2 separate regions of the Homo sapiens genome follow, and region 1 is linked to region 2. A link is a loop called in an ENCODE intact Hi-C map of the cell type or tissue named here. Cell type or tissue: HCT116. All regions are shown on one strand. Links, peaks and the distances in the headings refer to the core of each region. The heading gives the core; the rest is flanking DNA. Region 1 has its middle 54 kb from the start of LINC02084. Region 2 overlaps NEK10 (NIMA related kinase 10).

Evidence for each region. Hi-C counts contacts between places; a loop is a spot of excess contacts. Peaks named below come from ENCODE experiments on the same cell type or tissue, not always from the same donor. Only the 100,000 strongest peaks of a DNase experiment are listed, where the experiment ranks them.
Region 1: a loop joins it to region 2, with 9 times the contacts of the local background. A loop is called at or near these places in 26 of 110 quality-filtered maps.

Annotation. Positions count from the first base shown.
Region 1 is chr3:27,654,444-27,663,887 of GRCh38, reverse strand. No RefSeq gene overlaps it. Among named protein-coding and RNA genes, the nearest start is that of LINC02084, 54 kb to the left of the region's middle. RefSeq lists an enhancer at 8,498-9,284. In HCT116, for the core only: CTCF peaks have their summits at 4,291 and 4,495 (motif pointing right); DNase peaks (open chromatin) are centred at 4,087 and 4,527.
Region 2 is chr3:27,306,307-27,315,750 of GRCh38, reverse strand. It overlaps NEK10 (NIMA related kinase 10), which reads left to right. Exons shown (of 36, transcript NM_001394966.1): 7 at 1,413-1,454; 8 at 3,574-3,652; 9 at 4,735-4,802; 10 at 6,746-6,825; 11 at 7,806-7,892. Among named protein-coding and RNA genes, the nearest start is that of NEK10, 58 kb to the left of the region's middle. RefSeq lists an enhancer at 3,704-4,903. In HCT116, for the core only: a CTCF peak has its summit at 3,482; DNase peaks (open chromatin) are centred at 3,520, 4,180 and 4,776; H3K4me3 peaks cover 805 bases; H3K27ac peaks cover 2,025 bases.

The DNA.
Region 1 (9,444 bases), core at 954-8,953, 350 kb before region 2:
ATATTTATTGGTAGGACTCTCTTTTGCAGATGTCAGACCTTCTTGTTTTAAGGAAAGGACATATGAAAGCCTTGTCATTTCCAGTCGTTACCTCCAGCAGACAGTGGGTTCACCGGCAGCTCAGAACTTTATGGCATCTATTTTATAGGCTACAGAGAGATGCATTTGGGGGTTGGGGGTTCCCTTTTTTCCTTTTTTTTTTTTGAGGCAGAGTCTTGCTCTGTCGCCCAGGCTGGGTGCAATGGTGCGATCTCGGCTCACTGCAACTTCCGCCTCCCGGGTTCAAGCGATTCTCCTCCCTCAGCCTCTTCAGTAGCTGGGATTACAGGCATGTGCCACCATGCCTGGCTAATTTTTGTATTATTTTTAGTAGAGATGGGGTTTCACCATGTTGGCCAGGCTGGTCTTGAACTCCTGACCTCAAGTGATCTGCCCGCCTCGGCCTCCCAAAGTGCTGGGATTGCTTGCATAAGCCACAATGCACAGCCCCCCTTGTTCTTAAGTTGTGCCCAAGTCCATGGTTGCTAGACAGCTCTGGCTAGATAACATTGGCCAGAAAAAATTTCCATGTTCTTTTCAGTCTAAGAGATGGGAAACATGCTCTGTGGTGAAGTTCAAAAGGAACTTGCTATAATAGATGAATGGTGCCGATTAGGAGCAATTGTGCAAATCCCTATCAAAAAAGGACAAGAGACATAGAAATCTAAGGGAGAACAGTTGTCTTGGTACGGCTTCTCTAAATCTAATTTCGATGTTACAGCTGCTTTGTGGCTACAGTATTATTATCAGAATGTGTTGATAGGAGTTATGCTGGGGAGAAGCCCACCTCCTGTAATAGATGTGATGGAGTCGGCAGGGGTGGAGGAGTCTCACTTAGAGAATAAGATTATCTCTATTGTAGTTACTTGAGGAACACAAACATCCTTTAGAACTTCAACTGAGATCAGTGTCCCCAGGTAAAAATAATAGCTACCATCTATCACATACTAACCATGTGTGAGGCTTCATCTTAAATGGTTGTCAGGTATTAGCTTACATATTCCTTACAACAACATCTGAAATAGATCCTATTAATATCCCTTTTTACAGATGAAAAAGCTGAGGCAAAGAGAGGTTAAGTAACATTTCCAGGGATACACAGTGAGTAAGCAGTAGAGTAGGGATTTGAATGTGAGTAATTTCCCTTCAGAACCCAAATTCCTAACTCCCTACTATATTGTTGCTGCATTGGTATAGGCAGGATTCTTTGGATTTGGGGTGCAGCAACCTAACCTAGGGGATGAAACCCACAAGCTGTTGGAGCAGAAACTGTATAGTTTCTGCTTTTTTTTTTTTTTTTTACTTACATATTTTTCCTATTTGGTTTTCTTTGATATTAACTATACCCTTTTTAGCATAATTAGGAAGTCCATGAGAATTGGATTTTTACAGTTGGGTCCAAATGACACAGAGGGATCAGAGTGCCTTGAGGCCACTGTGGTGACAGTAAGGCAGTGTTCAAGTGAGACAACACCAAAGGTGACCTGGCAAAGGAAGGCACAGTCAAGGTTGGTTGGCTGTCTACAGATGTTCTCATCTGGACATTCTCTTTCTGTGGCCAGACTTGGAGTTCCTGGTTTGATTTTCTTGGAGAACACAGAATTTTTTAAGATACCATCTTCAGAAGAAAGTTATAAATCAAACATACAAAACACACACACTATGTTAGTCTGTTCCCACACTGCTATAAAGAACTGCCAGAGACTGGGTACTTTATAAAGGAAAGAGGTTTAATTGACTCACAGTTCAGTATGGCTGGAGAGGCCTCAGGAAACTTACAGTCATGGTGGAGGGGAAGAAAACACATCCTTTTTCACACGGTGGCAGCAAGGAGAAGTATGAGTGAAGGAAGGGGAAAGTCCCTTAAAAACCATCAGATCTCATAAGAAATCACTATCACAGAACGGCATGAGGGTCACCACCCCAGTGATTCAATTACCTCCCACCGGGTTGCTCCAAGGACACATCAGGATGATGGGAACTACAATTCAAGATGAGATTTGGGTGGGGACATACCCAAAGCATATCTCTCTCTCTCTCTCTCTGTCTTACACACACACACACACACACATACACACACACACACAGAACTGAGAAAGGCTAAGTTAAAAAGGAGAGGCTGAACTTTGACCAAGTGGGGAAAAAAGTCTAGAATATCATCTACACAGTGGTTCCTGAAGTGCACCTGCACTTCGTCTAGTGGATTCCTGTTAGAGTAGCTCCTCTGTGGAACATCGTTTGGGGGAACGAAGTATTCCATAATAATGAATGTCACAGCTAACAAAAATTACCGCTTTTAATATTATTTTAAAATTTGTACATTTTTGCATGAAAAATGTCTTGCAAGTGATATATCTAACTTATATGCTGATGATGGTGGTGTTTACACAAACATATACCAGTGTGAAAATTCTCAGAACTGTATACCACCCCTAATCAATTTTACTTATGATAATTTTTTTTTTGAGATAGAGTGTCGCTCTGTCACCCAAGCTAGAGTGCAGTTGTTCGATCTCAACACACTGCAACCTCCACCTCACAGGTTCAAGCGATTCTCCTGCCTCAGCCTCCCAAGTAGCTGGGACTAGAGGTGTTGCACCTCCACACCTGGCTAATTTTTGTATTTTTAGTAGAGACAGTGTTTCACTATGTTAGCCAGGCTGGTCTCCTGACCTGACCTGAGGTAATTCATCCATCTCAGCCTCCCAACATGCTGAGATTACAGGCATGTGCCACCACGTCCAGCCCTGTATGATAATTTTTAAGACAAAAAAATTTTAAGGGAAAAAATTTCTGCATCTTTTGAGGGAAACATTATGGGAATATTTTTAAAGGGAAATTCCCTTAGTGTTTACAGCAGGTTGGAAGAATTTTTTAAATTAGAAAAAAAAAAAAGGCAGGTGTGGCAGTGGGGAATGTCCCAGCTTTCCTCAACGAGATATTGTGCATATGATTTTACCTCTTTCGTGGGGTTTGAGACATTCATTTGAGGAGCAGGCGACTGATGTCCCCCTGGGTAGAGGCAGTTTTACAGAGAAGCTAATGAAGCTTAAGCACCGTGACTCCTCGTCTGCACAGCGCCATAAGGGCAGGCTCTAGGAGGAAAGTGTAGCATGTTCTAAGTGGCAAGGGGAAACAAGGCTGCATTACGGAATTTTTTCCATGTACATGTTTCTGGTAAATTGCAGAGAGATTGCAGAAGAAAGAGACCTAACTCTCCAGAGTTCCAGGAATTTGGTGTGTGTATATTTTCCCATTATAAATAAATATTCACTTTTGTACCTAATTTTTATTTATATATTTGTTTTTTGTTTTGGTTTGGTGTTTTGTTTGTTTGTTTGTTTGTTTGTTTTTGTTTTTGAGACAGAGTCTTGCTCTGCTGCCCAGGCTGGGGTGCAGTGGCATGGTCTCGGCTCACTGCAACCTCTGCCTCCCGGGTCCTAAGCAATTCTTCTGCCTCAGCCTCCTGAGTAGCTGGGACTACAGGCATGCGCCACCATGCCCCGTTAATATTGTATTTTTAGTAAAGATGGGGTTTCACCATGTTGGCCAGGCTGGTCTCGAACTCCTGACCTCAGGTAATCCACCAGCCTCGGCCTGCCAAAATGCTAGGATTACAGGCATATGCCACCGCACCTGGCCTGTATTCTTTTTCTTTAAAAAGATCTATTAAGTTATATAAGCCACAAAACCTGAGTCCAGCCCTGCTCAAGGGTTACCTCTCGGAGGTATCTTGGGCATTTCATAACCCAGCATTGCTGCATTCTAGTTATTGAGTTGATTTTTTAAAGAGGATTTTTGTCATTATTCCTCCTTTTCCTGTGACAGTATGCCTAATGCTAATTGTTCAGACATTTTATTTGCTATTAATTCCCCTTCTTCTGACCTGTTGGAAATCAGAAAATCATATAGTGAAGTTTTTCATACTTAAACCCTGAGTGAAAATTAAATACAGTTTCTTGTATTTGAACATAATGCCTAAAACTTTTTTTACTCACTTCCCAGCTCCCACATGTACTCATGTGGCTGATATTGCTATGCAAGTTATTACCACTAGAGTTAGGTTTCTATTATATTTTGCTTGGCAAAAAAATAAGACATTTTGAAAAAAATAACAAAAGGAAGTAGGGTGTTAGGATATGATAATTTTTAAAGACAAATTCTAAGCCTTTAAGCTGTTTATTACAGCCATCTTGATCTCAAAGAAATCACCCAACAGTGTACGTGCAGGTACATGCAGTGGACTTTCAATCAGTATTTGTGCATTTGGTTTCAGAGGGCCCCAGGAACACCTGGCTGTGTCTATTTCAGGCTCTGCCTGTAATAAGCGATGGGAGATTTACTAAGTTACTCTTTCTCCATTGTATGGTCTCTAAGGCTCTTCCCACCTCTGTGATTCTGAGTCTACCTCTGGAATTATGGAATGGGTGGGCCTTTGTTCCAGGAAGTTCTGAGGTGTCACTGCAGCGTGTGGCCAGCAGGGGGCTGTGGCATTTAGTGGCCTTCCAGGTTCAGGTCTGCAGGATGCAGAATTGACAAAAAAAATAGATGTCCATCCATCCTCAGAGATTAGTAGTGAGCACTGCTCTTTCCAAACCTTATTCTCCACCTTCACCTATGTCTGATGTAGATTCCAGTAATAAATACTAATAACTATTAATATTAACTACTATGTAACTAACAAATTGCAATTTATACTTATTACTAATAACAATCATTTGTACTCACACAGTACTTTAGTCCTAATCCAGACATTTCTTTCCAGTTACCTGACAGAGTTTGTCAATGCAGAGGAAGAGGACTGGAGAGGCCAACAGTTTCTCCCAGTCCCATCCAGGGAGGGAAGACATCCCTTCTTTCTACCCATCACCTAACATAGCTCTAATGGGTACAGCATGACTCATGAGTTTCACGTCCATGCAGTCTTTGGGCCCATTTCTGCCTCCAAAGCTGATGATTTCAGTGATAAGTGCCTAAGAACTCTTTGCTGCTTGGTTGTACTTTAACTCTGGCTGCTGAGACCATAAGACATTGGGTACAGGATCAGTAAAACCCATATTCTTCTCTGCCCCTTTCTAAAGGACAGAAGATAAGACTCTACTGATTTAAAAAAAGAAAACAAAAAACAAAAAAAAACCTTTCTTGTGGCTCACGCCTATAATCCTAGCACTTTGGGAGACCAAGGTGGGTGGATCATGAGGTCAGGAGTTCAGGACCAGCGTGGCCAAGATGGTGAAACCCCATCTCTACTAAAAACACAAAAATTAGCCAGGCATGGTGGTGAGTGTCTGGAATCCCAGCTACTCAGGAGGCTGAGGCAGAGAACTGCTTGAACCCGGGAGTCGAATTTTGCAGTGAGCCGAGATCACGCCACTGCACTCCTGCCTGGGTGACAGAGCGAGACTCCATCTCAAAAAAACAAAAAACTTTCTTTTCTAAGTGATGATGAGGCAGCAAATTTAGTGAAAGAGCATGGATCCCTGATAAGAAACTTGAAATCCAGTTTTTGCCACTAAGCTATAATATGACCCTGGCTCACTCAAGGCTTCCCCTTCCCTTTCCTCATCTGGAAAAGGAGAAAATGAGCTTTCACAATACAAGGACCTCACTTAACATATTTGTATGTTTTTTCTTTGTTTTTAAAATAATTTATTGTTATTGCCATCTATGTAGACCACAAGATTCTGGAGGGTCCACAAAGTAGAGCTTAGCATCACCATATACCTAACTCACATTACACATCATCAGTGTAATGCACTGATAATAACGTTGTTCATACTGTAATTCATCAAAAAGGAATGTGCAACATGGCAGGCATTGTGTTGGGCATGGTTTTTGTATAAATTCAACAGGGTCATAATCTCTGCTCTCCAAGACTTTACAGGTTAGTTGGGGGTTCTGGAGCAATGCTGTGAATACCATGAATGTAGCGAGCACAGAGTCCCCTATCTCATACTAGGAGCCAGAGAAGACTTAAGGAGATGACACTTGAACTAAATCCTGAAGGATGATAGGAGGTAGGGAGATGAAGAAAAACAGCAAGGGAGCATTTCAGAGGGGCAAGAACAGCATAACCGCAAAGAGGTACCCTGGTCATTAATGCCAATCTAGATGTTCTGTGAAGAAAACCAAAGAGCAGTAGACCCCTCTGGTCCAGAAGTCAGGAAATCGTGATTCATGTCCTGGCAATGCCAACAGCTTTGTGAAACTGGCTCACCCATTCACATCATTGCTTTAGGCCTGTTTATTCATCAGTCTAGTAGGAAAGCAGGCTGGATGTCCTTGACGATGGCCCCAGCCCTAACTTTTTATGGTTTTGTGTTTTATGAGTTGACCCTAAGAACCCAAATGAGAGTTCTGAGCTTCCAGTGACGTTTCAAGTTGGTTGGCACCCCTGAGGTCATTGGCTAAGTCTTAATGAATATGGTGGGATGAATTATACCTAGCACAGCACAGCTGTTCAATGTTTATGTGAATAACCTGAACTCAGCTATTCTCCTCCTCCTCTCAGGAGGGGATGGAAACTGGAAATCATGATCATCTTTTAGAACCAAGGAAATCTGACATGTGACATGTTGGCCAGGCAGCACGGTGCTAAGTGATAAAGCAAGGAATGTTGTATTTGTGCTTGAAGTTGTCTTGTGGGAAAAGTTAGAAAGCTAACCCTGCCTCCTGTGTGGCCCCCAATATTTTTGATGGATTAGGGTCTCCTACACACACTTGGATTCTGGAGAATTAAGTCTTTAACCTTGAACTTGGCTCTTGAAAGGCCTTGAAATCCAGTTTCTTCTGACTGCCTTGAAATCCAGTTTCTTCTGACTCACTCAGGTAGGATACCTACCTTTGTATTGTATGTATTGGCCTACTATGAAAAGAAAAATAAATTCCTAGGCTGGAATGAGGGTGGGTAAGCAGGATTAGTACTGTCCTTTTCTTATCCTCAGCTGCTCAGTGTTTCACTAACTGGTTAAAGCAGAGAGGGCCTGTACGATCCTGTGTCCCCTCCTCCCTAGACTCCTTCTTGTCTCACTTTCTGGAAATAGCTCCTGTCCTTTATGGATTGGATCTTTCCACTCTTTTTTTTTTTTTTTTTTTTTTTTTTTTGAGACAGGTTCTCACTCTGTCACCTAGCCTGGAGTAGAGTGGCATGGTCTCAGCTGACTGCATCCTACGCCTCCTGGGTTCAAGTGATTCTCCTGCCTCAGCCTCCCGAGTAGCTGGGACTACAGGCGCACACCACCACGCCTGGCTAATTTTTGTATTTTTAGTAGAAATGGGGTTTCACCACGTTGGCCAGGCTGGTCTCAAACTCCTGAGTTCAAGTCATCTGCTCGCCTTAGCCTCCCAAAGTGTTGGGATTACAGGCGTGAGCCACTGCACCTGGCCCCTTTCACCTTTTAAATCCGGTTACTAACAGCCAGCCTTGATGTCCTCCCCAGAAAGAAGCCTCTTCCCCATTTCTGCCAGAAATCAGCAGACAAGTCAAGGAAAAGGGAATTAGGCCAGAAATGAAGACTCTTATTCCTTTGTCAAATAATAACATATGGCCAAGGGCCTTATTCTCTGAAGCTGTTTAACAGAAGGTGTCAAGAGAGGTTTTAAAAACACGAGGCAGTTATGGGAATAGGGGAAATATTGCATGACATTTGAACATTATTTATTGTTCTTCTAAATTGATTCCCCTGCGATCTTACCGGGTCAAGTGGAGTTTGCCTATGAATTGTGAGGAAAAGTTCTGCCTAAAACAAATGATCTCCAGAGAGAGACTTACAGGCAAAGTGAACCATGCCTAAGAGGATGTTCTAAGGGTAAAACTTGGGAACTTCAAGTACTTGCTGATTCCTAATGTCCCATCAAGGAAAATGTGGGAGGAAAAGGTAAAAGGAGATAAAGCACCAGTAGCCAGGATGAGTATATTCAAGGATTTCTGCTTGGAGCCAAATGCCATTAACTAGCACCTTGTTTCCACTGTAACATCTGATTCCAAAGAAGATGGACTTGAAGTTTGTTTTTCTCTTGGTCATAACCCTTGAACTGCATTTAAGCCCACATGAAGCCTCCGTGTTTATGACGGTGTCTAGCATAAGACTACCAGCTTGGGAAAACCTTTGTACATGATTGCTGATGTTACTGTTGTACGTTACTAAGGATGTGGTGGGCGGGGTGCTTGAAATGAGATTAAGTTATAGCAAAGCTAATTTTGTTGCATCCGTTGGAATTGATGAGGGATGGGTCAGCTGTTGGGGAGAAAGTCAAAGCCTGGCCTTCCTGGCCCTTGGGAAACTGCTTTGGAAAAGGGAACAAAATGACTCCCTGCCTTAGAATGATGACAGCAATTAGAAATCTGTATGTGAGTCTTTGACATGGGTCAAATATAAGTTCAGATATAAGGTGGTGTCTGCTAATTAGAAACTACAGGTATTGTCTTTAGAATCCCTTGGTTGCCTGGAAGGCAGAGCTGCAGAGGTAGTGTGGGGAGACTCTTGACCAATGGGATGAAAGCAAGGTCTTCCAGGGCCGGGCGCGGTGGCTCACGCCTGTAATCCCAGCACTTTGAGAGGCCAAGGTGGGCGGATCACCTGAGGTCAGGAGTCAAGACCAGCCTGGCCAACATGGAGAAACCCCATCTCTACTAAAAATAAAACATTAGACGGGTGCGGTGGCGCATGCCTGTAATCCCAGGTACTTGGGAGGATGAGGTAGGAGAATCACTTGAACCTGGGAGGCGGAGGTTGTGGTGAGCCGAGATCGTGCCACTGCACTCCAGCCTGGGCAACAAGAGCAAAACTCCGTCTCAAAAAAAAAAAAAGAAAGAAAGAAAGAAAGATCTTCCTTTTCTACACAGCGTGCTTCTTGGCCTGTATTCCACCCAGCATCTTGAGGCTAAATGCAGCCCCACTGGAATAAGAAGCATCAGTTGTGAGAAATAGAAGATTGTATTTACAACAATGCATGAGGCATAGAGAACTATTTTGGAGGGCATTCTTTCTGATTAGTTTTCTACCATAATTGGAGCCAACTGCCATTTTGTACAAGTTATCAATGAGCTCCACAGTACCATGGAACATTTTTGCCTTGGATATCCTGAATGTGACACTGGCTTTGTTCCCTGTCAGGTGTACCACTAAGATTACCTGGTAGGAGGTGAGGGGCAACCTAGCTACCACTTTTTTGCTGCAGGCTTTCCCTATGCTCTGTTGGTCTCTCTGCCTCTGTGTTATGAACAACACGGTTATAAGAAGCTATCCTCTTAATTTCTATAGTCTCTCTGAATAGGGATTTTTTAAGATAAATTTCTAATTTGGTTGAGTCAAAGGCAACTCTGAGAAACCAATGTATCCCCCAAATACAATCCACTCCCACAATGCGCCCTCTAAAAGAGTAATGCAAATTTTTTTTTCAGAG
Region 2 (9,444 bases), core at 386-8,385:
TTCTAGTTGTTTGTATACCCACCTTATGCTTGCTTACAGCTCAGCAAAGAGCACTCCTGCCATCTACATATGTGTGTCTCCAGAGCCTAACTCAAGGATTTTACATAGGTGGAATGGAAAAAATGTTTGTTGAATAAATATAACTGGTTTTAAATGTTATTTTAATTTTTATGTGTACAAAACCTCCTACCATAAATAGAGATCATATGTACAATATTCTCGTGCTCTTTAATTATAGCTCTTCTAGAGTGAATAGCATTGATGAGGCTTCAAATTAGTAGGTAGTCATAGAACTATTTTTAATTGAGTTCTAAATGTTCTTTTAAAATTTAATTTAGATGTAAGTGTGTTCAGTATTTCCAAGTTCACTTTATACAGAGTATGGAAACCTTGACCCAGGAGGCCTTGAGAGAAAAAGGCCCCTGTGCCTTTTCCCAGTCTGCCCACTCACTGGCTTCATGGGAGAACTAGACTGTTCTCTCCCACGCTCATGTACTCGTCCCTGTGCACTTCCCAGAATTGAAATTATGGCTCTTGTTTATGTTTCAAATAACTTCCTTGTGGGCATGTTAAGTAAGGAGAGAGATGTCAATACAGATGTAATTAAGCAGGTTAAAGCCACCTGAGAATATTTGTCTATAGATAAATGACAATGTGGCTAACCTAAGAGCACTTACTATTAGTAGATCTCTAGGCTGGTCCATTTCACAATTTAAAGTCCTGTATCAGGAGACATTGTCAAAAATTATCTTTACATTTATTTAGAGCATGGGTCTAATAAGATCATTCATCTAATAATTTTGAGAAACTCTTTCTGTCCTAGAGCAATGCTTCCCAAACTGTACTGTACGTACGTATGACCTGGAGATCTTGTTGAAACGGAGTGTGATTGAGTAGGTCTGGGGTGGGTGCAGGATTCTGCATTTCTGTTCAGCTCCCAGGTAATGAGGGTGCTGCTGGTTCATGGACACTAGGCAGAGACCTAGCGGAGGGTTCTTGGAGTTTGGTGATGAACTCATCCAGGTTCGTCAGTTATGCAAAATGGTTTTCTTTCTGTGTCTTGGTTTTCCTCATCTGTAACATGAGAATATTGAATGAAATGGTGTCTAATGGCTCTTCTCAACTCGAACATTTTATGATGACACAGGAGGAGTTAAGAAGAATGAAGGGGCAGGCTGCGGTTCTGAGCACAGATTTATTCTCTTGATCTCAACCCAACTTTCATATTTATTAATAGTTTATTTTAAAGGTAGTATGAATGACATACTGTAAGTTTTCCGTATTTATATTAGAATGTAGACCTTCACAATATAATTATAAATATGACAACTTAGTAAAGAAATTGCATGTAAAATATACTTCCCCCTCCACCCTCATCATTTACATGTGTTTTGTTGCTTTTATTTTATTAGGAAATACTCCATAGCTTGGGTGGGATTGAAAACCTAGCTCAGGTAAGATTCCTTTTGTGGTGGCTGGTCTTGCCTTTTCATTTTGTGCCTGCTATGAGCAAGAATTAAAAGGGTATGTGACAGAAGGTGGCTTTCCTATGTTATGCTGTCTGCCCCAGAGAGGGACAGACAGCGTTAAGTGTGAGTGTGAGGCATGATACTCACAGAGCAGGGAGGAACCCACCACATTTTGTTCTGGCTAATTGGGCTCACTTTACTCAGCCTGATGAAATGAGAAAGTGCTATAAAAGGTCACATGTCTTTAGCTAGTAATAATAAGAAATAGGCAGCCAGGTGCGGTGGCTCACACCTGTAATCCTCGCACTTTGGGAAGCTGAGGTGGGTGGATCACCTGAGGTCAGGAGTTTGAGACCAGCCTGGCCAACATGGTGAAACCCCGTCTCTACTAAAAATACAAAAATTAGCCAGGCATGGTGCCAGGTGCCTATAATCCCAGCTACTCGGGAGGCTGAGGCAGAGAATTGCTTAAACCTGGGGGGCGGAGGTTGCAGTGAGCTGAAGTTGCACCACTGCACTCCAGCCTGGGCAACAGAGCGAAACTCCGCCTCACAACAACAAAAGGGGCGATGGCTGGAAGGCTGAAGCCCTTAGCATTGTATATACCATATGGTGGGAGGAAAAGAAATATGTATATATATATGCATATATATTTGAAACGGTGTCTTACTATGTTGCCTAGGCTGGTCTCAAAATGCTGGGCCCAAGCAATCCTCCTGCTTCAGCCTCCTGAGTAGCTGGGATTACAGGTGTGTGCCACTGGGCCTGGCAAGATAATAAACTGATTATGAAGATGTTCAAAACATTTTCAAACAAGAAAATGATTACTGTGCTCACTAAAATACTAATAAATAGATGACAAAGAAAGGAATGATCTTGACCTTATTTATTTTTCTGCTTTGCTAACTACTGAGCGAGGGTAAGCAAGTGAATATATATACTGAGCAACTCAGAGGCTTGCATTTATTAATACAATAAAACAAAATTTCTTTTTCTTTCTTTTTCTTTTTTTTTTTTGAGATAGGGTCTCACTTTGTCACCTAGGCTAAAGTGCAGTTGTGTGATGTCAGCTCACTGCAACCTCTGCCTCCCAAGTTCAAGTGATTCTTGTGCCTCAGTCTCCCAAGTAGCTGGGATTACAGGCATGCGCCACCATGCCCGGATCATTTTTTTTTTTTTTTGTATTTTTAGTAGAGACAGGGTTACACCATGTTGGCCAGGCTGGAATAAAACAAAATTTCTGATCACGTTTTTGAGTTGGAACAGGCTAGTCTCCTAAAACCTGTATAATGTTTACAGAAAGAATGATTTTCATAATAAACATGTGGCCCTGCAAACTCATTCTGAATAATTAATGGAAGATTAAGTTGGTGGCAATTTAACATTAAATCTACTTTATTTTATTATATTCTTAGAAAATTGATTCATGTTTATTTTTTGTTTTCAAGAACCTTTTAAATTGACTAGAGGTGTACCTCATTTAATAACTTAATATTTCATAAGATTATGTTACAAAGCATCTTCTTATCCATTTTAACTTCCATTATAATATTAGAAATTACCTGTTTCCCTGAGCCTGTTTCTTATTATAATCATTATCCACAGTGAGAATTATCAGACTACTCAGTACGCATTTTATTCTGATTATTGCTAACTGCATGTATGCTGGTTAGACATATATTCAGAGCTTATATACGTCAGTAAAATATATACAATGTATTATAAAAAATTCTCCTAAAAAGATACATTGAAGAATAAACATTCTATATACTATGTATTATGTATCTTATATGTATCTTGTATTTGGATACTAAATTACACAACAAACTTACTTAGTTAAGAGTCATTTTGAGACTTTTGAGAGTTTATAGAGTCTTGAGATGGTCTTTCCCTCAACTTCATAGCACGCAAGAGAAGCCAAAGAATCTAGAAACCCAGTCACCTTTTGCACTTGAGCGATAACTGTTCCAGGAGCATGAGAGTATTATTTGATGAATCTGTTTTGCCACCTACAGTTTATTTTAAGAACTGCAGCATCTTGTTCCTTGCTTCCTTGGGTGCTTTTGGTGTCCTGACTGGCTTGTTGGTTTGGTCCTTCATGCAGTATATGGAGATTGTAGCCAATGAGTACCTCGGCTATGGAGAAGAGCAGCACACTGTGGACAAGCTGGTCAACATGACATGTAAGTGTTATTGCAGGGACACAGCCATTTTTGTGGACTTGCTAGAAAAAGCAGTATGGTGTTTGCAGCAGGAAACAAGGATACTTTAAATATTTATTAATGTTCGCACACACAGCTCAGGTGTTGAGCATCCAGGCCAATTGTTATATTCAGTGGCAACATACAGCCAGAAGAAAGATGTTTAGATTACAACCTTTACCTTGAAAAGCACAATTTATTTAATGCAAGAGAGGCTTCCATAAAAGCAAATTTTGGTAAAATCTATTTTTGCGTCTTTTTATTTCTGTTAAAATGTCAGAGACTATCCAGTTTTTTTTCTATAAAGTTGGGTTAATCATGATTGCCTACCTCATAGAATCTGAAACATCCAGAGCATGAAAAAGAAAAATAACAACAAACCTTATCTGATGCTGCGAATGTGAAAACATTGGACTGTGAGTGTGAGGTATTCCTTAGTCACTCAATCTTCTCCCGTTGGAGGCTCTTCCCAGCCCTGCTGTCCTGCACTCCAGCTTTGATGAGTCACAGACGTCCTGCCGTGTGGGATGCCTGTCCGTTTTCTTTGTGTGACTGGACTGGCTCTTCATATCTGCTTGTGGAGCAGCACAGTGATTCTCAGATCCAGGGAGAGAAGAGTTTATGGCAAGCCCTGGGCACTAGGAAGTCTCTTTGAGGATGACTATTTTCCTCAGCTGAGGAAACGTGCAGGTTCCTCTCATTTGCTGGCCTTCCCTCTCTTCTTTATAAGTTGAAATCTTCACAGAGAGGATCTTTGAAGAATAGGCCTCACTTTGAACTGGTAATGATGTTAAGGAACTTCAAGTGGAAAGAGAGGTTTGCCTTTTTTGGTATTTTTATATTTCATTATTACAATAATATTAGAAAATAAATACCAGTGGAGCTTGAGGAGTAATTCTTGGGGTAAAAAAGTAGCCATGCTGCTCCTGCATCTGTTGTTCCTTTTGTGCTGTGTTCCCTTTGACCTTTCTCTGCCTGCCCATATGCACTGCAGATCTGTGCTCCTGGAAGTACTCCCCCTTTAATCTCTGGATGCCTCTTTGCGCTCTTTCTTTCCTTTATAGATATTTTTCAAAAACTTGCTGCAGTCAAAGATCAAAGAGAATGGGTCACCACAAGTGGAGCCCACAAGGTGAGTGGCCCCTGAAAGAGTTAATGCTTCAGCTCCCTATGGCAATAGTTCACATTAGGGAAGTTCAGAGCCTTTGCGGTTAAGTCATGTGTAATTAGAATCCACAAACCTACCAGCCTGGCCTGAGATTGTGGATCTTTGTCAACCCTTTTATATTCTTTACCAGCATTACAAGTTAATAGAGATATAATAAATACAAGTTTTCTGGAACTCTTTTCTTTTTTTTCCTATGCCATTTAATACCAACTAGGTTTATTACTTAAATATTATTTGAAAAGCCCCAGCTATGTATAAATACACCCTAGGTGTGCATTTATAAATAAGTCAACAGAAATAAACAAAATGTACATATGTATACATATAAATTCCATATGGCATGTGGGGCTATATTAGTTTGAACCATATATGATTGCCATTGTAGGTCAAAACAGACTATATTTATAGCAAAACTGTTTAGACTGTAGCCATGTGGAGCCAAGTTTCAGAAACCTGTTGAGTTTCATATCCCGGGAAGCCACTTTCTAGTGTATATGGGAGCAAGATTGCCTAAAATGTGTTAACACATGCTGCTCATGGTCTAGAGGATGATTCTAGGTGATACACAGGTCAACATTTTTTGTTTCAGTAGCCAGCTATTTCACAGGTATTATTGCTTACAATTGGAAAAAATTTTTTTGAGTTAACATTAAAGATGTTAGTTGAATATGGCAAAAAATGTGAAAATGATATGTAATGGATTGAAGTTTGGGAAACATTAGAAGACAGAGAAGAAAGAGAGAAGAAAAAGAGGAAAGGATCAGACAAATAAAGATAATGATAACTTCATTAAGATAAAATGAAATCATAAAGGCAAAAAATCCATATACTGGAAACATAAAAATTACCTTAGCCGTTGTTGCGCAGGTTGCAGCTCTGACCTGAGACATTTTGGGAGGCACTTTTCAGGGGCACTCCGCATTCTGAAAATGTAGAGAATTTTCCAAATAAGAAAATTTGCCTTAACGAGAATTCAGGGAAAGCCACTGACAAGCTACAGACTTCCAGCTAAGTCATGTTAGTTAGGATGATGCTTGGGAGCATCAGTGATGCACTTTCAACATCAATTAGAAATCTGGGAGGCAAATGGAATGCTCGATAGTATTCATATCTTGTTTAGTTTGGCAAAAGAATGAAAGTTTCAATATTTTGTTGAAAAATCGTTTCATAATTTGGAAAGTGCCTAGCACAATGCCTGGCTCAAAGTGAGTTCTCAATGGCTGATCACTACCACTATTGTAATTTATGTCATTAATCTTCCTGGTTCTTCCCAGCGTGGGATCAGAAGGGGGAGAGAATACTTGGGCACATGGAAATAGAAGGATGTATGAGAACCAGGCTGGTCATGTAGCTTGATGCCTTTTCTTCCTGTCCTGGGCAAGGAATGGCTACAAGAGGTTACTATCAAGAGTTCCAAAGTAAGGAGAGATGGACTCCTGCCATCTGTAAAGAACTGGATATTTTGAATGTTTAATAAAACTCTTTTTAAGATAAACTTTTATATTGACTGCAAAAAATAAAAAGGAAGCTGCATAAGGCTTGATAGGGCATAATTTTTTTCACTATTCTATGGGTAAAGCCATAATAAAATAAACAACTTGATTATATTGACAAAAAGTGTTTATAAAGATATATTTAATGCCATGAAAAAATTTCAGTAGATAACATTAAGAAAAAAACATAAGAGAGAGCAGCTTTAACATTATATATAGTTTGTGCTTAATTGTATATGCACATACATTATAAACTACTAAGCAAAAAAAAAAAACAGTTAAGCCTATATGATCTTAAGAGGGAAGCATTTTGTCATTCAAGCAGCTGGTAATGGAAAATAAATTAATGTTAATGTTGAAAAAAGAAGCTTGTAGTACTTATATAATTAAACTTTATTTTACTTCATTTTTCAGACATTAGTAAATTTACTTGGTGCCCGAGATACTAATGTTCTATTGGGTTCCCTTCTGGCTCTGGCTAGTTTAGCAGAAAGGTAAGTAGTGTATTCTAATATACTTTCCAGTTCTGCTACTATAGCAATTTAGGTGGTAAGGATGCAAAATAATCAGTTACTTTGTCAACTACTTAATACAATTTCTTGATAAATAAGTGTGAAATAACATGTTGAAGAGAATCCTGGATAGAAGGCATTATTTAAAAATTTAAACTGGAAAGGCAAATTGCAGTTTAAAATTTTCTTTTTATTTCCTGACTGGAAATATTTAGTCTTTTCATCTAACCCTCAGTTACTTCTAATTTCAAAATTACCATAATATTTCTTTGGCAGTTGAATCTTTCTGACCATCTTAATTCATTCTTACCTGTGAATTTTAACATACAGAACGTTTTCAAACATCTGTGGGCTTTGAAAAATTTTCAAGAAGATCTTTCCTCTTATAAATGTCATGATTATTTTAAATGTTTTTATGACAATAAGTGGACCATTGCTTTTCTGTGAATAACATATGATTCCTTTTGTTTTTTGATCTCTTCTCCCAAGATAATATTGGAGCTAGGATATTAAATAAATAAATTTATATGGTTAGGCTTTGTGTCCCCAACCAAATCTCATCTTGAATTGTAATCCCTGTAATCCCCATAATTCCCTCATGTCAAGGGAGAGACCAGGTGGAGGTCATTGAATCATGGGGCCATTTCCTCCATGCTGTTCTCATGATAGTGAGTGAGTTCTCATGAGATCTGATGGTTTTATAAGGGGCTCTTCCCCCTTGGCTCGGCACTTATCCTTCCTGCTGCCTTGTGAAGAAGGTGCCTTGCTTCTCCTTTATCTTCCACCATGACTGTAAGTTTCCTGAGGCCTCCCTAGCCATGCTGAACTGTGAGTCAAGTAAACCTCTTTCCTTTATAAATCACCCAGTCTCAGGCAGTTCTTTATACCAGTTTGAAAAAGGACTAATACATGGATCTAGCAAAATATGCTTTTAGTAATTGCTAATATTTTTCAATTTATAGTCAAGAATGTAGGGAGAAGATAAGTGAACTCAACATTGTAGAAAATCTGTTGATGATTTTACATGAATATGACTTGCTTTCTAAAAGGTAGGATTGCTAACAGTAGAAAAAGACAATGCAGTGCCTTTATTTGACAGATACACTTGTTATTATTTTTATTACGTCATGTTATTTACATTGTAACTGAATATGATGAGTCAGCTTGGCATTTATTTTCTGTTTAAGTTTATATAAAGAAAATAGAGCAAAGAAGTATATCCATTTATGTTTAGTCCTGCATTACTTCTAGATCTGGGCATAGAAGCTGATGAAATAAATTTTTGTGATATCATTTTTAATGTTTTGTTTATTGCATTTATTTATATCCTGCCTTTTTAGGGAAAGAAACTCTGAGGTGGCTCTAGTTTTAGTAATTTCAAATTGTATATTACAATAAGTGATTAGGTTGCTAAAATCCATTTGCATGAAGGCAAGTAAAATAAGATAGCAACTGACTTGTTTTGTGATCACCTGCTATGATAACTCAAAATCTAGAGTAAAATGGATTCATTTTTACTTGAACTGCATATTGTTCTAATAACTATCCAGATAGTTATTAGATTGTACTTAAATAGAGTTGCAATCTATATCATTTGATATTTAGTTGAGTAATTTTCTAAAGAGGCAAAATAGATAAAAAGAAATCTCCAGCAATGGAGCCCTGACACTTAACTCATAGTAAATCCTTTTGGATTCTTCTTCAAAACTCTCATAAAAGAGCATTAAATATAGATAATACTTATAGACTTGGTTATCTGAACAAACAAGGTTCCAAGCTTGGTACCAGGTGTTGAAAACCAAAGATGAATAAGTTATAAATATGTAGTGTAGAAGAGGGTCAAACAGTGCTATAACTGATACGGTAGACAGATGCACAGGGTACTCTGGGAACATGGAGCAGAGACTTCCCAATTAGAATGTGGAGTCATGCAAAGTTTCCTGGAGGAAAGAGAAGATATCTAGGCAGAGAGAGAGAGACAACATAAAAACAGTATGTGCTTGGACATGGAGGCATGAAATTGGGTGTGTTAGAGGAATGTGATGGTTGGGCACAGCAGGACCATAAGAACAAAAGTGCCAGAGAACTAGAACAGATAGTTAATGATAAATTTAAAATGTAGCTAACTTTGATCAGTGTTTTCTATATGCCAAGACCTGCTCTAAGCACTTTGCTTATTAACTCATGTGATCTGCACATTAACCCTATTTTTCCCGTATTTTATAGATAAGGCAACAAGACACCTTTATCCAGGTCATGATGGTCTCTGATAAATAACGATGTGAATTTTATCATGAACATTATGGGGACTCATGGGAACATTTTAAGCATGATCAAATTTGTTTTTTGAAAGATCACTTTGATAGCAGTGTATGTGGGAGTGAGGTGGGGGTGTTTGTTTATATCCACACATTGAGATCCACTTACAACAAAGAGAGGCTGGGAAAGTTCGTGAAGGTAAAGAATACTATTTATCAAGGAACATTTATTATTAATGTCAGAGCACAAAATTTGGGAGGGAGAGGAGCCATAGGTAATCAGCTCAGGGGAAAGGAATGAGAAAGCCGTATGAGAATGAGAATATTGGAGAGGTAGATGAAA